Linked DNA regions of Homo sapiens: region 1 is linked to region 2. A link is a loop called in an ENCODE intact Hi-C map of the cell type or tissue named here. Cell type or tissue: heart left ventricle. All regions are shown on one strand. Each heading gives the region's core, and the rest is flanking DNA. Links, peaks and the distances in the headings are about the cores only. Region 1 has its middle 52 kb from the start of LINC02105. Region 2 overlaps ARL15 (ARF like GTPase 15).

Region 1 (8,336 bases), core at 89-8,088, 360 kb before region 2:
CAATGGAAGTGGAAAGTTAATCCGGCAGTAGCTCTAATCTTGCTCTTCTATAAGCTCCTCAGCTAAGGGAAGGATTCTCTTTCATTCTAAAGCCTTCTTAAATGTTGTTCTTTCTGTTCATCCATCCATAGGCACTTTCTATTGATTTAAAAAGATAAGTTTTCTCCATGGAGCCCAATAGTTCACAGCACCCACTTCCTGATATGTCCTCTTGGGGAATTTTGGAAAAGAAAAGGAAGTTTATGGCTGGTGAAGGGGTGTGCAAAAGAAATTCCTTTGCCTCTCTAAAAAGTCTTCTGACTGCAGGGGCAGCTCCACGGTGCATTTAGCTCTCAGGTTCCTCTTCGATCCTTGCTCAATCTCTGATTTCCCCGTGCTCTTTCCCACTGCTCTGTGTTTCTTTTCAGGAAAGAGTCATTTGGAGAACCTTTGCCATGGTCTACTTCACCCTCCACAGGGAATTGGTAAGGCAAGGAACTTTGGCAGAGGTAAGAGTTCAATTTAGGGATTGGCTATTTACTCCAATTCAAGAAAGAGAGGCATGGTAAAAAAACAAAACAAAATAAAACAAAAACCAGTAAGACAAGACTTTCCCTTTTTCACACATGGACTGAGAGAAGATTCTTTCTAGGAAAGCTCAATTTGATCAACTTTCTTTTTCTAAGGAATTGTGGTTGAATTTAGCTACCTAATGGGAGGAATGACTGAACAAAGGCTAAGTGAGGCCCATGTGAGTGGTTAAGTGGCAGAAGTAGAATTCAACTCTAGATCTCCTAATCCAGTTCCCCAGTAGTTTTGCATTGTTTGGCGTGGCCAATGGGCTGTGTGTATGTTTCCCTAGGGCCATACTGTGGGAGCTGAAATAGATGAGCTCGGCCGGGAGTGGTGGCTCATGCCTGTAATCCTAGCACTTTGGGAGACCGAGGCGGGCGGATCACCTGAGGTCAGGAGTTCAAGACCAGCCTGGCCAACATGGTGAAACCCCGTCTCTACTAAAAATACAAAAAATTAGTCGGGCATGGTGGTGTGCACCTGTAATCTCAGCTGCTCGGGAGGCTGAGACAGGAGAATCACTTGAACCCAGGAGGCCGAGGTTGCAGTGAGCCGAGATTGCGCCACTGCACTCCAGCCTGGGTGACAGAGCAAGGGAGAGTCTGTCTCAAAAAAAAAAAAAGCTGAGCTCATGGAGGTCTGAGTAGCTCTCCTTTGTATACCTACATTTAATCTAAGGACGTGATTTTATTTGAAGAAAGAGTTTCATAGTGAAAGAAAGATTGCCTTGTCTATGCCGTGTGACCTCCAATTTTAGGAAGATTCTACTAAGATAAACTCTGGAAGCCATTCTCAGGTAGGTCTGTGTGCACTCATATCTTTACTAGTATCACTTGTATCAGACTTGGTCTGGTCCTTTTTGTCCAAAAAGCCATATTGGAATAAAAAGCATTTACCTTTGGGCCATTGATTCACATACATGTGAATCAATGTCCCCCTGAATGACTGAAGATGTTCTAATTTGTCATTTTGCCATTTCTGACAATCACTGCTGAGATTTTAATATTTATTCTCTGTAAGAATGGCAGTATGGTTCTGAGTGTGGGCTTTGGTCAGAAACCCTGGGTTTGCAGCTGGCTCTACCACTTACTATGTCACCTTAGGCAACTTAAAAAACAAATCAAAACAACAAAACAGAATAATATTTTGTAAAAAACGCTTTCTGTCATATAGGGCTGAAGATGAAGTGAGCTAATATATTTAAAGCACAGAGCAAGTGCTCCATATGTATTTGCTGTTATTACTATTGTTGTTGTCATTATTATTTGAGGGACCCATGCAGAGGCCCTGCATAATGTCTGGCATCAAGTTCTGAAATGGGCTCAGCCTCATCATCCAAAAGCTCTAAATTCTTGGCTTGGGCCAGTAAGTTGTTGCTGTCATAGGTAATGATGTTTAGAACAGAGTTGTACCCACAATAGCGTAAGCCTGGTGGACTCAGTATATGAGTAATTCACCTCTGGAAAGGAGTAAGCTGGCAACCAGCTCCCACTTCCCCAAAGTGGTGGTGGAGCTAACAATGGCAGCCAGAAGCACTGTTCTCTCACCAGCAGGCAAGTGCAGTCTTTCGATCTGCTGTAGTTGGCTCAGCTAAAACTCACACTTCCAATTTTCACACTATCTGTAAACGTTTAATTCGAAAGGCTTTCCTATTTAATATCAAACAAGTGAAAAAAATCTCATCAGCTCATCAGTGCTGTGCCAGACTTTCATTGGGATATGGAGGCAACTGGAACTCAGCTGTGCAGAGACCTCAGTAGGATTTCTCAAATGGCTGAGTGGAGAGCAATCCATCAGCTTACTGAAATCTCACATGCCATTTGGTTTAAATATTAAGGTTCCTTTGAGGTTAAGTATTAGAACCAGAAGGAAGGCAGGATTACAATCCGTTAGGCTGGGCTCCACATGCTGCAATTGTCACAAATATACCTCTTTTCAGCAAGAGGGGTCACTGCCAGCCCCAAATCACCCCAACTTCCTTTACCAATCAGGCCTGGACTTCCACATCCCCATCAACCTGTCCCTGAGGCTGCTCAACCCACAGTCCAGACTGACAGACAGTCCAATAGAAATATAATGTGAGCCACCAATGGGAGGCACATGTCATTCTAAATTTTCTAGTAGCCACAGTGCAAAAAAGTAAAAAGAAACAGGTGAAATAAATTTTAATAATATATTTTATTTAATCCAACATATCCAAAATAGCTCCATTTTATATTATCAATATAAAAATTAAAAATGAGATATTTCACTTTTTTTGTGCTAAGTCTTTGCAATCTGGTGTGTGTTTTATATACACACACACCTCTGTTGGGGCTAGCCACCTTTCCAGTGTTTAATAGCTACTGTATTGGACAGAGCAGGGCTAGGCTATAGACTAGATTAATTCCACACATTGCACTACATCTTGAAGCAGCAGGCCAGTGGTGAAAACACCCAGCTGAGTCTGAGGAAGGGTCTTGAGAGGCTGAGAAGAATTGAGAGGACCCTGTGAAACAGAATCTGTCACCACAGCTCCTTTTGAAGTGCATTTGGGTTTGCAATAACTTTTATAAACATCATTGCTCCTCTCCCCTTTGTTTCACAGTTTGGGGACCCTATTTATCTCTGACGGACAAGAGTATTATTTTCTCAGCTGCAAATCATGTTAATTGGCCAGTAGATAGATAGGAATGTGGAGTAAACACCCCTAATACCTTTGATGACTTTTCCAGCCCCATACTGTAGATACTGTATTGAAGTGGGAGAATAGCCCCCTATTCCTGCTTAGGATGACAAGCCCCTGTCTACTGCAAGGAGGTGGTGGGGTCATGAATGCATTCTAATGTGAATGCATTTCACAATTTGGAGAATCCCTTGTTCTTTGCTTTTATTTGACACTCAGATAACTTGGATGATTTGGCCAGAGTAACTGTGAAAATGCAAGTTATCAGGAGTCTTTGAGACAAGATAAGGATGGAAGGTTGTTGTAGTGCATAGTGGCATTTGGTTAAAGCATTAATTTCTTTTCAGGAGAGTCACTCTGCCAGTTGCCTTTCCTTCCATAACACCGCCAGTCTTTCAGCTCTCAGGTCACTGGGGGCCTGATCAATTCCAAGGGATGATAAAAGGTCTTTCTTTTCCAAAGTGGGAGAAGACGGGTTGTGAAGAAGAAGGAAAGGCGAAGGGGAAAAACGCCAACCTAATCTCTGGCAGACCAATTGTAGGAACAAATATCTATGTGAGTTGAAGATATAGCAATTGGTTTCCATAAAACTATCCTGCCTTGTGTCCACTGGAACATCTTCCTACAACACAAGGGTAGGTATAACATAGTTTCATATCTGTTGGCTTAGAGCATACCATAATCTTCTCCATTGAGTCATAAACTGTTTTTCTTCAGAGTCCTCAGTATGACCCTGTTCCTCTTCCTCAGATCCAAATCCTCATTCCAGTTCCAGAAGGACTTTTCCAAAGGGCAACACAGCAGTGTGGCACACAGAGCCCCAAAACTACAGAAGACCTGCATACTCCAACTCCCGGGCAATGCTCAACCACAACTTCAGGAAGAACACAGCTGTTACGGGTTGAGTTTATTAGCACCTAGAAAAAACAAATTTCCCTATTCTGAATTCTCCTTCATCATTGTCCACCCTCTTCTGCCCTCTGCTGCCCACAAACAATTAAAAAGTGATGGTCAGAATTGCCTGGGGAGTTTGTTAAAATACAGACTCCTAGGCCTCCCATTCACAGAGATTCTGATTCAGTAGATCTAGGAGCATGGCCCAGGAATCTGCACTGTAAGAGTATTCCAGGCTCTCTTTTTTTGTTGTTTTGCTAGTCGTCTACAGACCACGCCCTTGGAAACCTTGCTGGACGTCTACTGGAGTAATGCTATTTCAATGTCAAGAGTATAATGTCAATATCAATGTGTAGTTTTTTTTCTGAGAATTTAAAAGGTTGTGTTATGATTTCAGGGTTGTGTTGTATTTAAGGAAGTGTACTTACACACCTTCCTGATCCCCAGTAGACATCAAAATCATTAAAAGGACCTATTTTTTTAATTCCCAAAAGTTTCAAAAACCATCTTAGAGGGCAGCCAGACTTCGTCATGGGTTACCAGAGCAAGGTGTCTGCTCATTATTTTGCCCCTTGCTGGGAAGTATCAAAGGGATTGCCATGCCCCTGTGGCCTCCTTCAAGGAGTTTTTTATGCTTTGTTCCATGTGACCCTGCTCTCCTGGCCATAGTCCATGGGACTAAGGATGGGTGCCCTATATGGAACCTGCATCTATAAGACAGCAGCGATTTATGAGTGATCAGTCCAACAAGAGTGCTCTGCATTAGAGAAGGACTGGTATATCTTCCCTCTGAGTTTGCATGCATCACAGAAAGGGGAAGTCAGCTAAGGGGAGGTCAGCAGGCAAAGTAGAGTACACACAGCAATACTGCATCAGCATCGTCATATGGTGGGACACCAGGGTGAGCAACTGCAGTAACTAACAATTTAGTGTGTAAGAGCTACCATACTACAGCCATTGTAAGAGCTAGTATTTATTAAGCATCTACTACTGGGCAGACAAGGTGCCAAGTGTTTTTTTTTTCTTATAGTATTTCATTTAACCTATATAAAGACCTTATAGTTATGTGGTATGAATTGTTAACATTCCGGCTGGGCATGGTGGCTCACGCCTTAATCCCAGCACTTTGGGAGGCTGAGGCGGGTGGATTGCCTGAGCTGAGGAGTTCAAAACCACTCTGGGCAACATGGTGAAACCGTCTCTACTAAAATACAAAGAAAAAATTAGCCAAGCATGGTGGTGCACACCTGTAATCCCAGCTACTCGGGAGGCTGAGGTGGGAGAATTGCTTGAGCCTGGGAGATGGAGGTTGCAGTGAGCCAAGATCATGCCACTGCACTCCAGTTTGGGTGACAGAGTGAGACTCTGTTTAAAAAAATTGCTAATATTCTCATTTTACAGATGAAGAAACTGAGCCTTGACAAGGTTAACAATTTGCTCAAGGTCGGCAAGTAATTTCAATGCTGAAATTCAAACCCAGTTAGTTTGTTTCAGGCTCATATGTGTATTGAAGACAGGGCTGGCTACATAATTTGCAGAGACCAGTGCAAAATGGAAATGTGGGACTCCTTGTTCAAAAAACTGGGAAAAAGTGACATTGATATAAAGCTTTTTCTTTTCTTCCAAGGTTTTGATCTTGCCTAGTCACGGTAATTTCTATTTGCTAGTCAATGTCATTCTAAATCAAGAAAAATGACACACTAAAATTATTAGCATAAATGTTACCATTCATCTTTTCACTGTGTAATGTCAGTTTTAAATGCCAGTTGTAGTTGTAACTCATATGCAGAATCATTGAAATTGCACAATTGAGATTTTATAGCTCATACATACATTTGTATTTTGCACAAAACTAACTTATCTGTTTTTTGTTTTTTGGTTTTTTTTTTTTGAGACAGTCGCGCTCTATCGCCCAGGCTGGAGTGCAGAGGCACAATCTCGGCTCACTACAACTTTGCCTCCGAGGTTCAAGCAATTCTCGTGCCTCAGCTTCCCGAGTAGCTGGGATTACAGGTGCCTGCCACCATGCCTGGCTAATTTTGGTATTTTCAGTAGGGACTAGGTTTCACCATGTTGGCCAGGCTGGTCTTGAACTCCTGACCTCAAGTGATCCACCCACCTCGGCCTCTCAAAATGCTGAGGTTACACACGTGGGCCACTGTGCCCAGCCTCATCTGTTTTTATTTGACTTCTTGATACATGTATATTACACCAACACTCTACTTTTGGCTACTGACAGGAAGGAAGAAAAGAACAGGAACTAGGGGTTGTCCTGTCTTCCCCTTCCTTCCATGGCATTATTTTCAGTGTAAGAGGTTGGTTAAAACAGGGAAGTTAAACAGATTAGAAGGGATATGATAGGCTTCCTTGCTTGTTGGTGTTTCTTAGAATGCCATTGCCTTCTTTCTGCATTTGAAACAAGTTCGGGTTCAGTTGGAAAGCATGGCCTCTGAGGTATGCCAGTGTCCTCTCTTTCTGGTCATAGACTCAACACAACTACTTTGTACTGTTTTGAGCCTTGCTGAACTCTTGTCCATCACGGGCCCATCCACCGAAATCCTGTGCCCAGGGGACATCGAAAATGCTGTAGATGAACAGGCAGACAAGAACATGCGTATTGCAATATCTTCTCTATTTGCATGAAGGCTCCATTGTCCCATGGACTTTACTTATAATACAACACAAGTGCTATAATAAAGTTATTAAGAATTCCAAGATGGTGACAGCAGAGCATTAAGCCAAGCACATGGCCCTTCTGAACACAGGACATTGTGTGAATGCATTAGATCAGTGGGCCCCAACCTTATTAACATCAGGGACTTGTTTCGTGGAAGACAATTTTTCCATGGACAGTGGGAGAGAGGGGTGAGGGATGATGGTTTCAGGGTGAAACTGTTGTACCTCAGATCATCAGGCATTAGATTCTCATAAAGAGCATGCAACCTAGATCCTAGCATGCACAGTTCACAATAGGGTTCACGCTCCTGTGATAATCTAATGCCACTGCTGATCTGACAGCAAATGGAGCTCATGGGTAATGGTCTCCTGCTGCCCACCTCCTGCTGTGAGGCCTGGTTCCTTACAGGCGAGTCTGTGGCCCTGGGGTTGGGGACCCCTGCACTAGGTTGCACACCTGTGAAGCTGCACCTGAATGGGATAATGACTAGTAGAGAAGTTTTTGTCATCTAGCTGTTGTTGGATGATATAAAGTCCTGCTGCCTCTTGAAATATGCAGTTCCTGTTAGCCCAACAGCCCAGTTATGCAGCCTCAGAAATGGATACCTGCCCACTTTATTTGTTGGTGGTTTTATTTGTTGGCTTATAATTAAATCCCATTATCTGAGGCAACTAGAGTGTGTTCAACAAAGCACTTTCTGGGCAGTTTGTAGGGCTCCTTGACCTCTGGAACTCTTCCATGAGTGGGTGGGAATAGCACCCTGCAGAACCTTTGCTCATCTGCCAATATCATGTGGTTCACCCAGTCACCTCCGGAGGCATCCAAGCCTGTGTTTGTTGTTCAGGACCAAGGGGCTGTGAAGCAATGGGTTGGTAACAAGGGCAAGGAGGCTGGTTTTCATGTTCTTTCTTCATTACCTCAGCTCCTCAGTTTGGCCTTAGTAGTTTTGTTGTTCCCTTTGACAAATGTTCTCCTGCTACACCTCTCATATTAACACATTTCCTTGCCTCCCTGTTACCTGTGACCACCCTAGAGCTTCTCCTTTCAACCCACCCTCTGCCCAGGCTACTTTCCCTAAGTAAATGTTTTGATTATGCTGCTCTTCTTTAAAGCATTCAGTGGGTCTCCACTGCCCACTACATTTCATCCCACTTCCTCATCCTGGCATTCAAGGCTTTCCACAATTTGACTTCAGCCTACCTTCCCCTTTGTGTTTTCATTCTCTCCTTTTGGGCAAGGGACTACTATGTATGATCTTTGCCTCTTTTGTGCCTCTACTCTTTTTCCTTTCTTCCCCTCCTTTCACACTTATTTTCTACATTGGATTAATCACAAGTACATGGTGTTTATTTGTGTCTTTCCACTCTACAAAAACATATATAACATATATTGCATATCTATCCTGTGGTCAACATCATGTAAAGGTGGGAGGGAAGTGTTTGAGTTAAACAATTTAGTGCACAGAATTAAATATTGTTGACTGTGTGCAGTGGCTCATACCTGTAATCCCAGCATTTTGGGAGGCTGAGGCACGCGGATCACGAGGTC
Region 2 (8,336 bases), core at 204-8,203:
ATTTAATCTTGAAGAATCCAAGTATACGAGGCCAGCAGGACAGACACGTGCAATAGGCGGAATTAGAGATTAATCAGTTGACTGATTAATTGATTTCACATCCACTATCCAACAGACTTTCAATGACTCAACTATGGGAGTCCAGAAAATTATACGGAAAAATATAAATAACTATAAATCAGCATCTGGGCTCAACATTCAGATACTGGATTGTGAAACTCAAGAGGGATCTAGGGACTGAAACTGAAAACCTGGACATCATCAGTGTAAAAATGATAGTTGTCACCACCCCTTGAGAGTGGGAGTGGTGGGAAGGGAAGGGAGAGAATATTCATTTTTTTACTTTATAACAAACTTTTATTGTTTGAATTTTTATCAACAGCACATACTACTTTTTGTGGTCTTTTAAAAGCCAATGTTTTAAAAAAAATAAAGCAAAAAGACTGAAGCCATAGGAACAGGCAGTATCACAAATTGACTTCTCAAATATGTGCAGTTAATGTACACAAGCACTCAGGTGGGAACTGAGAAACACAAAGGTGATTTCAACCCAAGTCCTGTGTGAATCTAATGGGAAAATAAAGGCACTGGAGTCAAACAGGATTCAAACTCCTCTCCCACTAATAGTTACATAGGTGAATTCTTAAATTCCCTCAAGTTCAACTATTTTTCTCTAAAAATGAGGCAAACAATACCTCATAGGGTTGCTGTAAAGATGAGACAAGTTAACGTAATTAAAGCCCCTAAAGGGTAGCATTTGGCACACAGTAGGTACTCAATTAAGATTCCCTGATTTTTCATCCTTCTGCCAAGATGGGGAAACTCAAAATTTCAGTCAGGTTTAAAAAGAGACTGAAAAGAAGTGATCAGAGGGACCGCAGCAGAAAAAAAGATGGCACCATGTCATGGGGACTAGCGGAGAGAAGCAAAGCGCCTTTATCCATCCACTCAACATAAATGTACTAAGCATTAACACCTGCTGGAGTGGATAACTATGTCAAAGGTGGTGGAGATGGTGAGAAGTAGATTATTTGACAACTAGGAAAGAGGTCCTTGCCGACTTGCAAGAAGAGTCCCAGCAGAACAGCAGGAGAAGATACTACTTGGCCAGAGGGCTAAGGAATGACTGGGTGGTGAAGAGTGACAGTAGGAAGAAGTGACAGTTCTTTGAGAAATTTGTAACTAAGGGAATGAGAGGCTCTTGTGAAGCGAAGGTTTCAGGAAAGTTAAGTAGCTCATAGGATAAAAGGAGGAAAGTCTGTGGAAAGGGAGAAAGTGATGGCAGGGAGGAGGTGGCAGAGTTCATTCACAGTGTAAGGCCCTGAAGCTGACAAGAGGGTGCCCAAAGTGAGGAGGCTGACCTTGGGAAGGAGTAAGGACACACCATCGCATCGGGAAGCAAGTGTGAGAAGTAGGCTGGAAATACAGACAAAGGTTCAGGTGTAAAGGAGAGCTGAAGAAATTCAATTGGATTACCATCTACCTTCTCATTGAAAAAGGAAGCAAGATTACTAGCAAAATAAGGAAAGCTGATGGAAATGGGACCCCAGGGTGAAGAAGGATCGAAAACTAAAAAGACTTTCCCAGGAGCAGTGAGGTTCCAGCAGAGGGAGGTGGCACACATCAATACTAAGCATTTAGCCCAATGTGATTGGGCTAATGTGATTTCCTCCAGTGATTTTCAGTGGCCTGGGATATAGACACGGGGGGAGTGGGAAGGCAGTCATAATAGTGGGCAAAGCAGAAGTTAAAAGGGCAAGGGATTCTAAGGATGCCAGTGAGCCAACAGCTGACACGGTGGACTGGGGAGGTCAAGGCCTGAAGGTTGAGCAGGGAAGGAAGGATGAGACTGAGTGACAAGAAAAGCGGCAGGTGGAAAATGGCCGTTAATTGGATTTAAGATGAGGAACAAGCACGTTTAGAGGAAATGAAGGAATGAGTAAGTGAAAGAACAGAAGGCTGTGACTGGAAGACAGCTCCAAGCTTGAATCCTTAGAAATGAGGCAATTCCAGGCCATGGAAAGGGTTGAAGCTGGCTGATTAAAGGGAATGCAGAAATTCCTGGAATCGAGAGGCCAGGCCTCCAGCCATTCATGACACTGGAAGCCGTGGTTAGCTATGATAATATCAGAAGACCAAGCTAGGCAAAGAGGAAGAGATCCAAAGGAGAAGAAAATGGAGGAAACAGAAAAAATATAACTTTCTGAATAGACTAATTTCAAAGACTGTTAAAAATAATCTTTCTTTAGAAATAATGCCTTGCTTTTAGTCTAAGTTATTAAAAAAAATGAGTAAAACCTTTAAAATCCACAGCAGAAAAAGCCATTTCACCATTTATATGTCTTCAACTGAAGCAAAAATCAAGGACCTGACTCTTTGTTCTTCAACTCAACACATCTGATACGGTGTGGCTATGTCTCCAGCCAAATCTCATCTTGAATAATTGTAGCTCCCATAATTCCCAAGTGTTGTGGGAGGGGCCCAGTGGGAGATAACTGAATCATGGGGGTGGTTCTCCCATTCTGTTCTCATGGTAGTGAATAAGTCTCATGAGATCTGATGGTCTTATAAGGGATTTCCCCTTTCACTTGTCTCTCAATTCTCTCTTGCCTGCCGCTATGTAAGACATCCCTTGCTTTTCCCCCATGATTGTGTGGCCTCCCTAGCCATGTGGAACTGTGAGTCAATTAAAACTTTTTCCTTTATAAATCACCCAGCCTCAGGTATATCTTTATTAGTAGCATGAGAACAGACTAATACACTATTTCAAACAAGATGGCAAAGTAACTGGTAACAACTGAAGGAAATAACGCTGCTTCTGTAAGCACTGAGGCCAAGTTGTCTGAGCTCACCTTCTCCCTTCACACACTGGGGAAGGAGGAGGCCTGATGACAGGATCCCTACACAGCTTGCTCAAGCACAGGTGAGCCACAGCACATCCTCCTGCAGCAAGCAAGGTGGCATGACTAACACAAGACCTAACCTCATTGCCTTTACACAGCTCTTTCATATCCATTACCTCTCTTAATCCTCACAGGCTCTCTGGGAGGCAGGTATTACTATGAGCGGCTTTTTATCAGTGAAAAAATAGAGACTTGTGGGCCAGAAGACTTGCTCAAACGCTGAGTCTGGCAGAAACCAAGGCCCTCCCACTCCAGAATTTAGCCCTTTCCACTAAATCCCACCAACTGAATGACTGCAAGGGCCAGATGCACAGGAGACAGCGCAGTTCAGAAAGGCCTGAATACTTCTGGGTCATTCTCAAAGTCACACAGGGCAGCTAAAACATAAAGCAAGATAAGCAGCATCAGCAGGTATTCCTTAGGGATACTTCACTTACAACTGAAAGAAAAGATAACTTTTCCACATTTGAGCACATTGAACAATTGTCAGTGTGCTCACAATTCATGAGAAGACAAGAAAACCCAGAGTCTACAGAAATCAAAAGTGACAGAATCATCATTTCAGAGCTGTAGGTACAAAACAGTAAGTGGTCTCTGGGTGTGCAGAAGGAGTTAACATTTTCTACAGAGTAACACCTTTTCTGAGAAGAGACTGGACTGGCAGAAGCAGGAGATAAGAGGATGGGTTGGAAAAAACCACAACATCTTCTCAAACCAAGAGAAAGACAAGATAGAAGTAGAGAAGGAAACTTGGGACTTGTATGTCTGTAACGCCAGAGGACCCTGGGCACCTTACATGAAAATTATCAGAAATGCAAATTATCAGATGGCTAATTTCTAAGGTCACCTGGTGCCAAACACATTACAATTTCAGTCTCTGCCTCACACATCTCACATCCCTAAAAATAGAGGCAAAGGGGACAAAAATTATCTTCAGAAAGCCTGGTGTCCACTAAGCCTGGCAATATATTCTATGACAAGCCACATTTTATCACAGAATACTACAATCTGAAAAGGTTCCCTGAGATACATACTGCTAATCTAAAGAAGTGTTGAACCAAAATTGTAACTAAATCACCAAATTCTGCATAAACCCAGGGGGTAGAATAGGTTCAATATTCAGGACTAGCTCAAACAGGTGAATTTACTCAGATAACTGATGAAATCTCATCTTCTAAAGTCCTTATTACCACGAGGACTGACCCCCCCACCCCCACCCACCCAGACAACAAAAGAGAAAGTCAATTAATAATTATGATATAAGGTTATTCTCACCTCCCCCATTACTGTTTCTTGGAGTTTTTATGAGGTTTTGCAATAAAAATTTATAGCTATCTGAAATAGTTCTAACCTCTTCCACAAGTAGTTTGCTTATTTGTTCATCCTTTTCCTCTAGCCCATGTAAATAAAACACAACCTTCACTTTCATGGTAAGAAAAATATTCCCTTTAATGAATTTCAGGAATCAGGAAGAAAACTGCGCTAGTCTCATGGATCTCATGTTAAGGATTCTAAGAATTCTTTACTTAAGAGATCTGTTTTCCTTATTCCTCAATCTCCTTTAAAGAAGCTGAGCATTTTTAAAAGGATATCATAGTATTACTTTAAAAGCACCAAACATAGCATCCCTGAAAATAACATGTTTCCTGTCGGGAGAAGCATGTTAAGGTGTCTGTGAGAGATTTCTGGGGTTTATTCTAATCCATGTTTCTGGGGGGCATCTGGGACACTCTAGGAACACAAGGGCCCCTCTTTCCACTTTGGTTGTCACTAGTCACACAGATTTTCTTACTACTCACTGCTTGACTGAGTCGTCTCAATTCATTAAACATTCTCTGAGCTATTGGCAAGACTTCAACCATGGTGACATTTCCTTTACACTAGATCATCCAACTATAGCCTTCCTAGAAAACAATGCTTGGACAGTAGCAAAAGCCTGTTGGGTCAGCTAACGACATCAAGTTATAATAAGATCTCAAAGTTTGTCTTTCTTTTTAATTTTTGTTTTCTTCTCTAGCAGTTACAACATGCACCTTGAGATGGTAATAGTCAAAGTATTGACTGAATGTGCCTGCCCCCTGGTGGCTGGTGGGGTGAAGGACACACTGTAGAAATCCTTCGGGTACCTGCATCAGAATCAGACACGAGAGATATGAAAGCAAGCACACAAATCAGAATTTGCTGTAGTGGAGTATTACGAAGATCTGGTATAAAATGAAATAAAATAGAGTTTAAAAAAGGAAAACATTACTAACAAACAGTTTTAGAGACAAGTCACCAAGATCTTAGCTTGAGATACACTAACCCAGGCTCCTCCTGCCAAATTATGAGCAATTATTGTGCTAAGTATCTATGTGCACCTGTTGTTGTCCTAGCTTCTTCCAATTAAATTATAATCTTAAGATTATTGTTATTCGGAAGAAGGAGTCTAGGTTAGCATATCTCAAGCTAAGAGCTTGGAAACTGAAACACATTTTAATTGTGGTCATTGCTCCACACCATAGGGGCTCCCTCTGGGACATGGTCTCAACTGGCTCTGGCCGATTCTGATCCCCACCGGCAATCTCACTTCCCGTTCTCCCCTTTGAGGCCAAATTGTCCATGGTGACTTTAAACCTGGATTCATAGATGCCTTCAGGACAGGGAAAAATCTAAGCCTGTGAGGCAGCAATACGGGGAGTAAAGGAGACTGAGGAGAGACCTGTGGTGACTAGGAACATGGCTTCCTACAGGCATTCAAACTCCATTGTTTAAAATTAACTCTACATTGCCCAAAAAACATTTTTAGAGCAGTGCTCTGCTCACCCCTGTAATCCCAGCACTTCGGGAGGCTGAGGCAGGTGGATCACAAGGTCAGGAGTTCAAGACCAGCCTGGCCAATATGAAATCCCGTCTCTACCAAAAATACAAAAATTAGCTGGGCATGGTGGCAGGTGCCTGTAGTCCCAGCTACTTGGGAGGCTGAGGCAGGAGAATCGCTTGAACCGGCAGGCGGAGGTTGCAGTGAGCCCAGATCGCGCCACTGCACTCCAGCCTGGAGACAGAGTGAGATTCCATCTCAGAAAAAAAAAAAAAAAAGAAAAGAAAAGAAAAAGAAAAAGAAAGAATGAAAAGAAAAGAAAAGGTGAACCAAAAAAGCACAAAGAAGGAAGAAGAGAATGTCCTGAATGGCCTTTCCCAACCACCAAAGACATGCACCCAGATGCCTCAATACGGTCTCCTCAAATGCCATGGGACTACGTCAAAAATATATATATATCTTTCCAATGAACCAGCTCCTGCTCTTGATTTTCCTATTTCTCTCAAAGAAATGATCACTTTCCCAGCCAGCTGGACTTGGAAAAGGTGTCATCTGGACCCTCTCCTCCTCTGTGAGGTATGAGCAAGTCTTCCCTGTAATCCTGTCCTCTCCCTCTGTGCGCCCTCATCCAGGTTCTCACTCCCTAGGGCCTTTTTCTTGTTCCTATGCATCCAGCATTTTCCCTTAGAGATCCCAGTATAATAAATTACTCAAATATGTGCAGTCCTTTGTAGTTACAATGTGCTTTTGCCATATTTTCTATTTTAGTTTTATTTTTGAGTATATAACAGCTTGGTAGGTAAGCAAAAAAAATACTATTTCTATTTTACAGGAGATGAAAGAAATATTGAGAGGAATTAAGTGATTTGGCCATTGCCACTACAGAATCTCACTAATAGCATTTTTACCTAGATCAGTAGCCCATTTCTCTCTCCTGCTCTCTGTTCCTCTTTCTCTCTCTCCCTCTTTCCCCTGCTCTTTCTGGTCTCCAGCACTGTATAAGCCAGTTGCTTGGGGAATGTTTCCACGTGGATATCCCACAAACACATTAAACTCATCATGATGAAAACCAAATGCACCCTTGGCTCCTCTCAACTTGCTGCTCTGCTGTTCTCTAGTTCAGTGAACAAGGATCACCCACCTAGAAACCTGGAAGTCCTGACTCCTCATTCTCCTTCACTGACCCATCCAGTCACCAATTTTCAAGTCTACAAAACTATTAAACTGTTTCTCGAAACCAAGTTTCTCTCAATCCCCACTGCCCACTTCTGCCACCCTCATCCAGCCTATAACATCCACTTCTCTGTCTCTCTCATAACACTCTTATCTGCACAGCCCCAGTCAATCCATCCCTCACACTTCACCTTGAATAATCTTTCACTCTGCTTCTTACAACATTTTGATGTCTCACCAAAACCCTCAAAATAAAAACCAAGCTCCTTAACAAGGCTGGCAGAGCTCATCAGCTTCTCTGGGTGGTAACTCCTTATCTTAGCTTAGGCTACCATGACAAAATACCAAGACCCTGGGTGGCTTAAACAACAGAAATGTATTTTCTCACAGTTCTGCAGGTCGGAAAGTCCAAGATCAAAGTTTGAGAGGGTTCAGTTTCTGATGAGGGCTCTATTTCTGGCTAGCAAACCATTACTTTGTCCTCACATGGCCTTTCCTTGGTGCATGAGTGTGGAGAGTGAGGGAGCTTTCTGGTGTTTTTAAAATAAGGACACTAGTAGTATCAGATTAGGGCCCCACTTTTAAGACCTCATTTAACCCTAATTCCCTCCATATAGACCCTATCTCCAAACGTAGTCACTGGGGGACAGAGCCTCAACATATGAACTTGGGGAGACACAATTCAGTCCATACTCCCTCTCCAATCTCAAGTGAAGGCCTGACCACTTAGCAGTCTACGCTGCGGCCACACTGACTGCTCATGTGCTGTCTCTAAATCCAAATCCTTGTGGAGCCCTCTCCAGAACCCTCTCCTTTTCCTTAGGCTCCCTATACCTTTTGCTTAACTAACCCCTCACTCTTTAAGTCTCAGCCTCCATAGTCTTAGTTCTTCCAAAAAGTCCTGCAATCTGACCTGCAAGCCCTTTCCCCTCTGGGATTAGAGGCCCTCACCAAATGTTCCCATGATCCTGACCACATTTGCCTGTATCCTTTACTAGATTCTTGGCTCTTTGACAGCAGGTACTGAGGCTGTCTGTTCACGGCTGCAACCCTAACATAACCCAAGAGCACTATTAATACATAGTGCTCTTTCAATAAATATCATTGTCAAATGCCATTCTCAAAAAGGTAGGCAGAAAAACAGGAAGGGAAGGAGAGACCAGAGTAAGCAATGGCTCCTTACTATCTATGGAAAAAAGTTTCCAGTTGTTCTGACATTCGAAGCTCCCTTCCACTGGGCCTCAAGACCCTAAGTTCATATTTGAAAGGCTGCACAGGAGAAAGCAGAGCCTTATGCTGCATTTGGGGGTAAAAATAGAACCAACAGGTAGAAATATGGGAGAAACAGGGCAGAGTGGGAAGGGCAGGGGTGCTTAATTAAAGACGCATGCCCACCTACCAGGAAAGCCACAAAATTGCTTCTCAGAACTTGTGTTCAGGGACCTCTCCGGTCTGCTCTG

Evidence for each region. Hi-C counts contacts between places; a loop is a spot of excess contacts. Peaks named below come from ENCODE experiments on the same cell type or tissue, not always from the same donor. Only the 100,000 strongest peaks of a DNase experiment are listed, where the experiment ranks them.
Region 1: it touches region 2 in a loop (2.6-fold over the local background); 22 of 110 quality-filtered maps call a loop at or near these places.

The regions. Positions count from the first base shown.
Region 1 is chr5:53,867,039-53,875,374 of GRCh38, forward strand. No RefSeq gene overlaps it. Among named protein-coding and RNA genes, the nearest start is that of LINC02105, 52 kb to the left of the region's middle. In heart left ventricle, for the core only: a CTCF peak has its summit at 4,185 (motif pointing left); no DNase peak of the experiment used is centred there.
Region 2 is chr5:54,224,382-54,232,717 of GRCh38, forward strand. All of the region lies in intron 1 of ARL15 (ARF like GTPase 15), which reads right to left. Among named protein-coding and RNA genes, the nearest start is that of ARL15, 82 kb to the right of the region's middle. In heart left ventricle, for the core only: a CTCF peak has its summit at 4,998 (motif pointing left); a DNase peak (open chromatin) is centred at 4,990; H3K27ac peaks cover 298 bases.